3 separate regions of the Homo sapiens genome follow, and regions 2 and 3 are each linked to region 1. The links are chromatin loops, found by intact Hi-C in ENCODE. Cell type or tissue: CD14-positive monocyte. All regions are shown on one strand.

Evidence for each region. Hi-C counts contacts between places; a loop is a spot of excess contacts. Peaks named below come from ENCODE experiments on the same cell type or tissue, not always from the same donor. Only the 100,000 strongest peaks of a DNase experiment are listed, where the experiment ranks them.
Region 2: a loop joins it to region 1, with 2.4 times the contacts of the local background. A loop is called at or near these places in 11 of 110 quality-filtered maps.
Region 3: a loop joins it to region 1, with 1.8 times the contacts of the local background. A loop is called at or near these places in 2 of 110 quality-filtered maps.

Annotation. Positions count from the first base shown.
Region 1 is chr2:136,323,611-136,327,610 of GRCh38, reverse strand. No RefSeq gene overlaps it. Among named protein-coding and RNA genes, the nearest start is that of CXCR4, 210 kb to the right of the region's middle. RefSeq lists an enhancer at 164-293. In CD14-positive monocyte, no CTCF peak of the experiment used is centred here; DNase peaks (open chromatin) are centred at 1,430 and 2,340; H3K4me3 peaks cover 2,231 bases; H3K27ac peaks cover 3,463 bases.
Region 2 is chr2:136,377,314-136,381,313 of GRCh38, reverse strand. No RefSeq gene overlaps it. Among named protein-coding and RNA genes, the nearest start is that of CXCR4, 260 kb to the right of the region's middle. In CD14-positive monocyte, CTCF peaks have their summits at 2,143 and 2,343 (motif pointing right); a DNase peak (open chromatin) is centred at 2,363; H3K4me3 peaks cover 426 bases; H3K27ac peaks cover 422 bases.
Region 3 is chr2:136,006,678-136,010,677 of GRCh38, reverse strand. DARS1-AS1 (DARS1 antisense RNA 1) reads right to left here. Exons shown (of 4, transcript NR_110199.1): 4 at 3,136-3,482. Among named protein-coding and RNA genes, the nearest start is that of DARS1, 23 kb to the right of the region's middle. In CD14-positive monocyte, no CTCF peak of the experiment used is centred here; a DNase peak (open chromatin) is centred at 2,287; H3K4me3 peaks cover 726 bases; H3K27ac peaks cover 3,901 bases.

The DNA of each region.
Region 1 (4,000 bases):
CACATCAGGGCCAATCTCTTCACTCACTGTCCCAGCGATGCAGAGGGGCCCCCACCAAGAAAACCCAGGAAGCATTGAGAGTGGCTGTGGGCTGACGCGTCCTGTATGTTTGACGTAAACAGGAGTGTATTTTTTCCCAAGATCAGCCTCTATACAAAGAGATTAAATCAGTCCTATACAGAGGAACTGGTTTTCTCATGCCGACCCATGTTTGCGAATGCTGTCGAAAGTTCTTCAGAATGAAGCTAATCAAAGTGAAAGTGATGACAGGACAGATCGTATTCGAAATCCCAGTGACCTGACCACAGGAGGAGCCCCACCACCGAAACCCTGCAAGGAGGTCAGCAGCAAGACCAGGGCAGGTGCCTGGCAGAGGCCTCCGCATCTGCTGCAACCTGGGCCCTCCCAGCCTCAGCAAAAGGGACTTTGTGGCCACAGCTGCAGTTTATTTCACATTCTATAATGATAGCAACTAGGCAGAAGTGACTGTGGACTGAGCAGAACCATCTTCAAATTTGTTTTTATCCTGGCATAACAGATTTAAGTTAACCAGCTATTGATTAAGTAGAGAACATAAGATAGTTAAACCCACTCTGTGTTCTCCCTCAATATCTACCCCTTTAGTCTGTTATTATGCCAGAAATTCTCTCAACTGGGAACAATGTAATGTTATGATTTTTAAAGCCAATAACACTCTGGTTTACATTAGTTTACCTGAATGTTTGGTTGGATGGATGGATGGATAGATGGATGGGAGGATGGATGGATGTGTCAACCTATAATAAAATATTATAAAATAATCTAAAGAGTCAGAACCACCCATTTGTGAAAAACAAAATTTAAAAGCTGTTGGAATCCAAACTTTCTCTGTTTTTTGTTTGTTTGTTTGTTTGTTTGTTTGTTTGTTTTTGAGAAGGAGTTTCGCTCTTGTCACCCAGGATGGAGTGCAATGGCTTGATCTCGGCTCACTGCAACCTCCGCTTCCCAGGTTCAGGTGATTCTCCTGCCTCAGCCTCCCGAGTAGCTGGGATCATAGGCACCTGCCACCACGCCTGGCTAATTTTTTGTATTTTTAGTAGAAACGGAGATTCGCTATGTTGGTCAGGCTGACCTCAGGTGATCCACCTGCCTGAGCCTCCCAAAATGCTGGGATTACAGGCTTGAGCCACCATGCCCAGCCGGAACCCCAACTTTCAAAGAGTTTATTCAAGTGCAGTTTGAGGATGGCCTACCCGGAAACACCAATTCCAAAGAAATGGAGTCAGAGTTTAAAATACAGAAGTTAAGGTTTCATTTATATAGACAGAGACAGAGGAGTTTTTAGCAGGATTACAGCATTTTTCATAAAGTTGTCACATAGTTACAGCAACTTGATTGGTTATAGGCAGTTTCTTTTTGTAAAGGGTGCATTTGTCACCTTTTACAGAGGGTGTAATAGTCATGGGCTGTCTGTCATCTGGTCTAAGCAAAGCAACACAACACAGGGGAAGTTAGTCTGTAACAATGGTCATTAATTTAGAAGGCAGGAGGTTTTTGTCCTTGAGGTCATTTAATTGCCTCTAGCCATGATAGAGAACAAGAAAAATAAGAAAAATAGTTAATCTATAATCTGAGAAACAAAAATAGCAACTCTATGTGACTCAAATCACACTCACATCTCTCAAAGTGTTTTTTGGGTTCCAACAGCTTTTAAATTTTATTTCTCACAAATGGACGGTTGGATGGGTAGATGACAGGATAGATGGGTGGATAGAGGAATGAAGAATGAGAGAAGAGAAGGTAGGCTTAGACTCCAGAAAATGTAGAACAAGAAAGTAGAGCATGAGATCCTGCCAAACAGGACACATTTTGGAGGAATGCGGAGAATGGCTAAGAGATGAAAATCCGGGGAGTGGGGGACAAAAATGAATATCTTCTTCTCAGTTTTAAGGAAGTATCTTTTATAGTCAAGACTTTTGCTGCTTGTAGAGTCTTACACTATCAACTGTATCATTTCATTCAGCCATTCATTCAACTACTACACTAATTCCTTCCCTTCTCCAACTCATGGAATGTAAAGGAAAAGGACCCAGAGGGAATATTTTCTGGTTAAAGGTGTTTAGTAATTGAGCCTGTTAATAGAACTTTAGAGACCCCACTTTGTTCAGGGGTTGCTATGAGGCATAGTGGAAGCATACACCCTCAGCAGCTGGAAGACCTGAATTCTCTGAACCTATTGAGAGCCTTCAGCTCCTCTGACATACATGAATCCTCTTTTCCTGCTGTTCTTCTGAGTGCTTTACTCCACTCATTAATATGTCCGTAAAGATGAAGTGAAAAGAAAGAGGAAGTACGTTTCAAAACCCTATCATTTTGCAATGTTGACAGTGGAAAGATACAGTGAAAAGGTTAACAAGTTGGTTAGAATGGCATTGAGGGTCAAGTGAGGACTTCCTTTAGTGACCCCTGACCCTATGAGCAGATACAGGAGTTGGTGAGAAACACCATCCTGCAGATTCCACCTGGAGTCACCTCCTCCAGGGAAATTCCTGCATACTCCAGATTTTGCTGATCCTTTCCAAAATATGTGGGGTATGAACTATGAAAGTCAGCATTTAAGTTAGTCCCTGTCTATAGTTGTTTCTTGTGTGCTAACCGTTGCCTGCATATTCCATATCAACATTCCCATGGTGTCTGGAGGTTTTACACAATAAAAGATCCCTAATAAACACTTGTTAAACTGGCATGACCATGCAATTTTAGTGGCACTAAACTTCGACACAAGTCATTTTGGAAAATAATGAGCCTACTGGCAGAGAATAGCATGGTCCACCAATAGTCATTCTCCCCATCTCTAAAACAAAGCCCTGAATCTTAATTAGGCACATAGCCAAGCTACAGACAACATTTTATAGCCTTTCTGCAGCTTAATATGTTGCCATGTGACTAAATCTTGTAATGAAACGAGTAGAATATGTGCCACTTCCAGATCATATCCTACTAAGGAAGGTGTGAGTGTCCTCTTGCCATTTTGTTACCAGTTGAAGGTGTCCAAGTTCTTGGCATCTTGAACAAAGAATTGGACAAAATGCACAAAGCAAGAAAGAATGAAGCAACAAAAGCAGATTTATTGAAAACGAAAGTACACTCCACAGGGTGGGAGTGGTCTGATCATTAGGGGCTGAATTCTCTGGAATTCAGAGATTCTCTGGAATTCTCTGGAATTACAGAATTCTCTGGGGTTTAAATACCCTCTAGAGGTTTTCATTGGTTACTTGGTGTATGCCCTTTGTAAATGAAGTGGATGAAGTAAAGTTACAAACTCCTTTACTCAGTGTACACCCTATGTAAATGGAGAGGATATTTCCTGTCATAGCTGAGGTGTTTCCGTTTGATTTATTTCTAGAACTGCAACATGAATCGGCCTTATGCTCCCTGCCTCCAGACCCTATTCTTCTGAGCCGTTTTCCTTCCTTGTTGCCTGGGTCTTGACGAGACCTAAAGCAGCCATCCTAGACCGAAGGTGGAAGCTGGGTGCGGACAATGGCAGAGTCAACCCTCGGGCCCTGGACCACTTTGGTCTGTTGTGTGAAATAAAAGTGAACTTCCTTCTTTGTTAAGTCATTATACTATTTGCCAAGGGTGGGGGTGGAGGAGTGGGGAAGCACAACTAACTAACAACTAACCATAACTAACAACAAAAACAACAAAGAGCAAAAATTAACTTTTTGGGCCGGGTGCAGTGGCTCACGCCTGTAATCCCAGCACTTTGGGAGGCCGAGGTGGGTGGATCACGAGGTCAGGAGATGGAGACCATCTGGCTAACATGGTGAAACCCCGTCTCTCCTAAAAATACAAAAAATTAGCCAGGCATGGTAGCGGGCATCTGTAGTCCCAGCTACTCGGGAGGCTGAGGCAGGAGAATCGCTTGAACCCGGGAGGCGGAGGTTGCCATGAACGGTGAGCCAAGATTGCACCACTGCACTCCAGCCTGGGTGATAAAGCGACACTCCGTCTCAAA
Region 2 (4,000 bases), 54 kb before region 1:
AGCCCTCTGAAGCTGGAGACTTAAGAATAGCTGCTATAGGGGGCCAGACATGATAGCTCAAACCTGTAATCCCAGCACTTTGGGAGGCCAAGGTGGGAGGGGATTACTTGATGTCGGGAGTTTGAGACCAGCCTGACCAACATGGAGAAACCCTGTCTCTACTAAAAATGCAAAAATTAGCTAGGCATGGTGGCGCATGCCTGTAATCCCAGCTATTCAGGAGGCTGAGGCAGGAGAATCGCTTGAACCTGAGAAGCAGAGGTTGTGGTGAGCCAAGATCATGCCATTGCACTCCAATCTGGGCAACAAGAACGAAACTCCATCTCAAAAAAGAAAGAAAGAAAGAAAAGCTGCTATATATCAAGCATCTACTCTGTGCCTTGCCGGCCATTTTTACTTGACCCCTAAAACCACTCCATGCAGTAGGTTGCATTGTCCCAGATTTACAGGTTTTAAAAAATGAGATCCAGGCTGGGCACAGTGGCTCACGCCTGTAATCCCAGCACTTTGGGGGGCCGAGGCAGGTGGATCACTTGAGGCCAGGAGTTCGAGACCAGCCTGGGAAACATGGCAAAACCTCATTTTTACCAAAAAAATATGAAAATTAGCCAGGCGTGGTGGTGTGCATCTTTGTCCCAGCAACTTGGGAGGCTGAGGTGGGAGGATTACTGGAGCCCGGAAAGTCAAGGCTGCAGTGAGCTGTGATCGCACCACTCACTCTAGCCTGGGTGACAAAGCGAGACCCTGTCTCAAAAAACTAAATACATAATAAAAACGAGAGCCAGAGAATAAATAACTTCCTGACTCCAAAGCTTTGCGTATTTGCCACTACAATTGGCTGCCTCCCTGATTCTCTTGGTGAGACTTAAGATTTTGCAAAGCAAAACCCAGCTCTTACCTTCCCACCCGATGCAGGCTAGAGGTTCGATCAGGGAGCCATTTATATTCAGCAGATAGTAGAGCCTGCGTACGATGTACAAGCAAACATTTGTATTCTAATCTGTGATTAGAGTTCTACTTCCAGCTCTGGAGTTCTTACTATATAATTGTGCCCACAAATCCAGTTTGATTTGCTGTTCTGCTTATTTATTCTTTGCATTGGAATTGTTTAGAGTCATTGGACTAACCAAAATTTTTAAATGGCAAATTAAACAAGAGGTGAATGTGCTAGCGTTGGAGCCATATTGATCCAATAGAACACGAAACAGGTCTTTTAATGTATGGATGAAATCTCCAAAGCTATTGACAATTTTCTGCCATGCTTTTTAATCATCACATGCTTGCTCTGGCTTTTGAATTGCCTAACCTTTGGGTGGTAAAATCACAGCATGTTATTTTAATCTCTTTATAATGGACTAGAGTTCACTTCAAATAAACATGTCTCCCTGTGCCCTTGGTAGGAGGCAGGCAGGGTTGAGAGGCAGGGAGTGTTGAGAAGCAGGCTCGTAGCCACATGGATTCCCCAAAAAGCCTGAACTGCACTCTCCATCTGAAAACCACATGGGCTTCTGGGCCTGCTGCTCTTATCTCTAACACTGGGTTCCCAAAACACAGTCCCTGGAGCAGCAGCAGCAGCATCACCTGAGAAACTGTTAGAAACGCAAATTCCCAGTCCCTTACTCAGACCAACCCCCATGTCATGCCATACAGTGGCTTACCAATAGTATTCACACAATAAATATGTATGGCTTACTGAGTTCCTAACACAGGAAAAGGGAACAGAACAGCAATGAGTATAATGGAGCACAGAATGGACCTTGGATGTCTTCGCTTCACATTTGCCTGGGGTTGGCTTCTATTCCCCAAGACAGGGGTTCTCTAACTTGAATGTGCATCCGAATCATCTTAAAACACATATTTCTGGGCTTCACCTCCAGAGTTTCTGACTCAGCAGGTCTAGCTGGGAGCCAAGAATGTGCATTTTAACAAGTTTCCAGGTGATGCTGATGCTGCTGGCACACCTCACTTAGAAAGCCACTGCCCCAGAGGCAGGAGTCACCTGTCTCCAATTTCTGCCTCTTTTTCTGGCCTTGGATACTATACATATTTTTAAGGCCTTCCCTCTCCAAACTTCTCAAAACTTGGCTCAAAAGATTATCTAAAGGCTGGTCCAAAAATTACTAAAACCAGAAGAAGAATGGATGTATTCTCTTTAAAGAAACAGACAGGACTCTGTCTTAATAAGAGAGCAGTTACTTATTCAAGAGCTAGGAAAGGAGGGATGGCACTGTTGTTAGGGATTCATGGTCAATTTTTTTCTTCCATGCAGGTAGAGAACATGGGTTCTTGATGTCTGGTTTCTTTTTGTAAGGTTGCTCCAAGGTCCCTGGTAGGCTTTAGGGTTTGCCCAGCCACAAGATGGCAGTACTCAGCCAGCATTCACATGAAATGCAATACTGGCCCCCAGACTCCTCTTGCTCTTCAGATGATACCCAGAGCAGTGAACTGATGCATTTGATGCAACCAAAATAGGCTCATTTTCCTCCTGGGAAACCTGGCATTGAAGAAATTCTCCATCTAGTAAACTCAGACCCGGGAACAATGACCCTAAACAAGATTACATGCATGCCATTTAGTGTCTAAAGACAGAGCCGTTTCCCACACTCAAATGAGGAAACAAGAGGCTAACTGGTCATATGGTACCAACAAGACAATGAGGCAGAATAATAAATCTGTGGGCCTCCCCAAATATCTGTGAATATGTGGCCATCTCAGTTACAAGGCAACTAATGGTGACCTAAAAATAGATATCCATTGAAAGATGCATTAAAAATGTTATATCCTAAGCAAAGTGGAAAGTTGCCTCAAAATATATTCTCTGATGGTTAGTCAAAACACGTTGTATTATAAATAAATAGCAAGCATCATTTTCCCATGTCAAACGTGGCGACTCATGGTTTGTGAGCTACAATAGTACTTACTAGCAATAAGCATCTGTGAAATGAAGGGGCTCCCAACACATCCAGAATGTATGGTGGCACAATGAGAATTCAGAAAATGCCATTCTCCCCTCTCTGCTCAATCTCCCACCGCTGTCATCTTTACTACAGGCTTGATCTGAATTTAAATACATAAGATTTGGGCTCCACCCACATACTTTCCACCCAAGTATCTCAGAAACTGATACTCATGATTCCCGCAATTCCAATGAAACTGTGGTTTTGTGCTGAGATTATCTGAATAATTGCTTCCATTTTTCTTGGCCTTATAGACAGAACCCCTAAATTTTGTAAGACCCTTTTCTTCATCTACTGTTCACTAGACCAGTTGTTTCCACGCTCAGCTGATCAACAGAATCACCCACGGTCTTATTTTGGTTTTTAAAGTACAGATGCCATATCACCTTCCACCTACTGATTTTAAAATTTTGGAAAGGAGGTGGCAGAGCTAGAAAGTGGTGTTGGTTTCTAGCATATGTGTAGGAATAGTAACCCAACTGAGGGGGTTCCAATGAGGTTTAGAAACAGCTGCACTAGGCAACACTGCTTTTCAGACCTCAGAGCACTTTCTCACCATATTCAGAATGTCCCATGGGAGCAGTAGGAGGGAAATCTTAAAACTCTCCAGGCTCTTCTTTACAGAGAAGGGATAGCAAGAGACGTGCCCACAGTCCGAGAGACTCATACAGGCAGATTCAAACTTAAGTCCTCTATTACTAGTTCATCCTGTTCTAGCCTTTAGAATTTTCTCACTTTCAGCAGGGCCCAGTGGCTCTCATGCCTGTAATCCCAATGTTTTGGGAGGCTCAGCCAGGAAGATGGCTTGAGGCCAAGAGTTCAAGACCAGCACCCGCTTAGGCAACATAGCAAGACCCTGCCATTTAAAAAAAAAATTTTGCCAGATGTAGTAGTGCACACCTGTAGTCCTAGCTACTCAGAAGGCTGAGGCAGGAGGATTGCTTGAGCCCAGGAGGTTGATGCTGTAGCGAGCTATGATCACGCCACTGCACTCCAGCCTGATAGCAGAGCAAAGATCTCATCTCTAAAACAATAATAAAAAG
Region 3 (4,000 bases), 320 kb after region 1:
CGATTCTAAAATAATTTCAGATTTTTATACATATTTAAGGACTGTTTATTTAAAACCCCAGATTGAAGCATTTTCTAAACATAATTCATGTTGTATTTCTCCACTGGAAAGGTTCACCTCCATTGAGCACAGGGACTTCTGAAACAGAACCTTAATAGCATACTTAGCCAAGGAATAGTCACCAGCTGACTAGCTATTGATTTAATGTTCCATCATTTCCATGGTTCAATCACACCTACCATGGTGAATCAGTTGGAACATCCTCAACGAACCAATAAATGAGCAATTTCCCCCACCAAAGGGATACGTTTCATGTGCAGCAGAGGCATACATAACTTATCTCAAACAATGTGAGGATCAAGTGCAGCATTGATTTACCCTGAATCATCCAGCCTTCTGTTTTCAGTAATGGTTTAGTCCTCTAATTGGCACAAACCCCACACACCAGCTTTTTGTTTAAATATTTGGGCATATGATGTATCTCTGCTTGAGGTCAGGGACCATTTCTTACATACTTTATCATTTTCAAGACATATATTAGGTGGTCAATATGTATTTGTCAAATGAGAATCATATGTTAAGGTAGAATAGGGCCAGAGTTTGCTATATGCCTGTGGTTCTCAACCCTCGGTATCCATTAGAATCACCTGGGGATCTTTCTGAACAATACCCAAGCCTCACCCTCAAAGCTGTGGGCTTAATTGGGTCTAAGGTAGGGTCTGAGCATTCCATCCAAACCTTACATTTTAAAAGCTTCACAGGTAATTCTAATGAATTGCTAGGCCTGAGAAGCACGGCTATATTGTGACACAATTAGGCAGGCAGGAAGTATGGTAAATGGTCCGGTAAGTACCACACAGTACCATACTTCTCAAAGTGTGGTCCCTGGACCAGCAGCAGCAGCAGCATCCTGCCACTTGTTAGAAGTGAAAATTATTGGGCCCCTTTCCAGACCTAGAGAATCAGAAACAGGCCAGGCATGGTGGCTCACGCCTGTAATCCCAGGGCTTTGGGAGGCCGAGGTGGGTGGATCACTTGAGGTCAGGGGTTCAAGACCAACCTGAACAACATGATGAAACCCCATATCTACTAAAATACAAAAATTAGCCTGGTGTGGTGGCGCAAGCCTGTAATCCCAGCTACTCGGGAGGCTGAGGCAGGAGAAGCACTTGAACCCAGGAGGCGGAGGTTGAAGTGAGCCGAAATCACACCACTGTGCTCCAGCCTGGGCAACAGAGCAAGACTCCATCTCAAAAAAAAAAGAGAGAGAGAGAGAGAATTAGGAACTGTGGGTGACATCCATAAATTTGTGTTTTTGTGCCCTCCAGATGACTTTGATGCCTCCTAAAGTTTGGGAACCACTGTAATAGAGAAATCTATGTTGAACTGAAAAATGGCAAGGCTGGCACTGTCTTAGAGAAACTGATTTCAAGTTATATTAAACTCAAAACATAAAGCAGGTTATGCTTCATAAAACAACACTTTGAATCATAGTTTTTTCTTTTAAAGAGACAGGATCTCACTCTGTCACTCACGCTGGAGCGCAGTGGTGCAATCATAGCTCACTGCAGCCCCAAATTCCTAGGCTCAAGCTATCCACCCACCTTGGTCTCCCGAGTAGCTGAGTAGCTGGGACTATAGGCACGTGCCACCATGCCCAGCTTATTTTTAAAAAAATTTTTTTAGACACAGGGTCTTGCTTTGTTTCCCAGGCTGGTCTCGAACTCCTGGCTTCAAGTGCTGGGATTATAGGCATGCTGGCCATTCACTGCCCCCACCCATAGTTTTCCTTGGTATTATCCTTTTAGCACCTGAAAACAAAAACAAATTTCAGTATGTATAAGACACTCCACTAATACCAAACCGTGAAGATGGCCATGTCGGCCTTCCCTATACAAAGATACTTGGCCTAGAGGGGGGAACCAACCACATGTCATCAGCTCCTGCCTTCATTGCTGTATGCTTCGTGGTGGCCCTTAATACTTGGGCAAGAGACCTGTTACTCAACCTCAATTTCCACTCATTGTAAAATCAAAGGCAGCAGGAACCTCAAACCACAGGCCCAACTTTCTAGCCAGGTTTGCAGAGCTTCTTCAGAAGCCAGGGTCAGAATTAGGTGTGCTTCTTCTCCAAGCTGTGGGCTTGTGAATGTAGAATGGGAACACCCTCATCCCGCCTTCCACAGTGGCTTCTTCCTCAAGTGCCCAATGCTGGATCTGACTCAGCTATGGAGGGTGAGGAGCAGAGGGACAGTGGCCGTTGGTGGTGGCAAGGGGGAAGTGACAAAGGGAAACGCAAGGGTTGGTGGCAACAGCAGAAGTGATGACTGGCAGCACATGATGTGGTGAAGGGGTGATGCCGTGACTGTCACACCCCACTGTGACAGGAGGCTTGTTTGCCACACCTTTATCCGGATCCATTCAAGGGACAGGCAGATTAGGGTTGCTGGTTTAAAAGTGATTAAAAGGCCGGGCGCAGTGGCTCACACCTGTAATCCCAGCACTTTGGGAGGCCGAGGCAGGCAGATTGCTTGAGCTCAGGAGTTCGAGACCAGCCTGCCTCTAAAAAAAATGTTTTTAATTAGTTGGGCATAATGGAGCATGTCTGTGGTCCCAGCTACTCAGGAGGCCAAGGCAGAGAGGATTGCTTGAACCCAGGATACAGAGATTGCAGTGAGCCAAGATCGTGCCACTGTACTCCAGCCTGGGTGATAGAGCAAGACCCTGTCTCAGAAAAAAAAAAAAAAAAAAAAAAAAAAAGTGATTAAAGGCCTAACAGAAAGTAAGGTTGGTGATGCAGTGCTGTGAACAAATCTCTCCAAGTTTGGCTGCTGTGCTACCTGTGTCAAAATCACCAGAGGTAATTGTTAAGGCTGCAGCCTCCTGAACCCCCACCCCAAAACTCCTGAATGAGCATTTCCTTTTTATTATTGTTTTATATTTTACTTTAAGTTCTGGGATACATGTACTGAACATGCAAGTTTGTTACATAGGTATACATGTCCATGGTGGTTTGCTGCACCTATCAACCCATCATCTAGGTTTTAAGCCCCACATGCATTAGGTATTTGTCCTAATCCTCTCCCTCCCCTTACCTCCCACCCCCGACAGGCCCTGGTGTGTGACGTTCCCCTCCCTGTGTCCATGTGTTCTCATTGTTCAACTCCCACTTTTGAGTGAGAACATGCAGTGTTTGGTTTTCTGTTCCTGTGTTAGTTTGCTGAGAATGATGGTTTCCAGCTTCATCCATGTCCCCGCAAAGGACAGGAACTCCTAAATGAGCATTTCTGAGGGGGGACAATCTGTAAATTTGCACACTAAACAAGCTCTTCATGGGATTCTGATACAGGTGGTTCTTAAGATCTCGCTTTCAGAAAACCACCCGAACATAATTTTGTTGCTTGGAAATTTGAAGTTGCTTGTCCTTCAACGTTGACTCTATGCAAAGAACTGCAGAAGACACATAGTCTTAAGATATAGTCCCTTAAAAAGAAATTAACCATAAGTATTATTAGGAGGAGGAGCAGTAGTCGTGATAAACAAACAAATAAACACTAAACTGCAACAAGGTAGAATGAGGGAGGAAAAATAGCAATGAAAGTTTATGGGCATTAAAATGAGAAAAGTTAAAACTCGGGGTTTAGGAAAGGGATTGGGAAGGAGGTGACAGTTCAGACTTCTTCAGTAACTTTTTTCCTTAAAACAATACGTGTGTAACAGTGGTTTATGTTCCTTGCAGACATCTGAGATCATTCTTGGACGAATGAAGAGAGGATTTCAACAGGTGGAGCAGGAAGGGGAAAGCACAGGATTCCAGGAGGAGGGAAAAACATAGGCATTGATGTGTGTTGACTAGTATTTCTGTCATCTCAGGAATTTGCCCTTAGTAAGAATCCTCAAGTGCCTTAAAGTTAGGACCTTAGGAAATTGTGTTCTCTTTCAGGCTAGCCAAGGCTAATTAACATTTTTGGGGTCCAGTGATTTCTTATAATGTTTCCTGG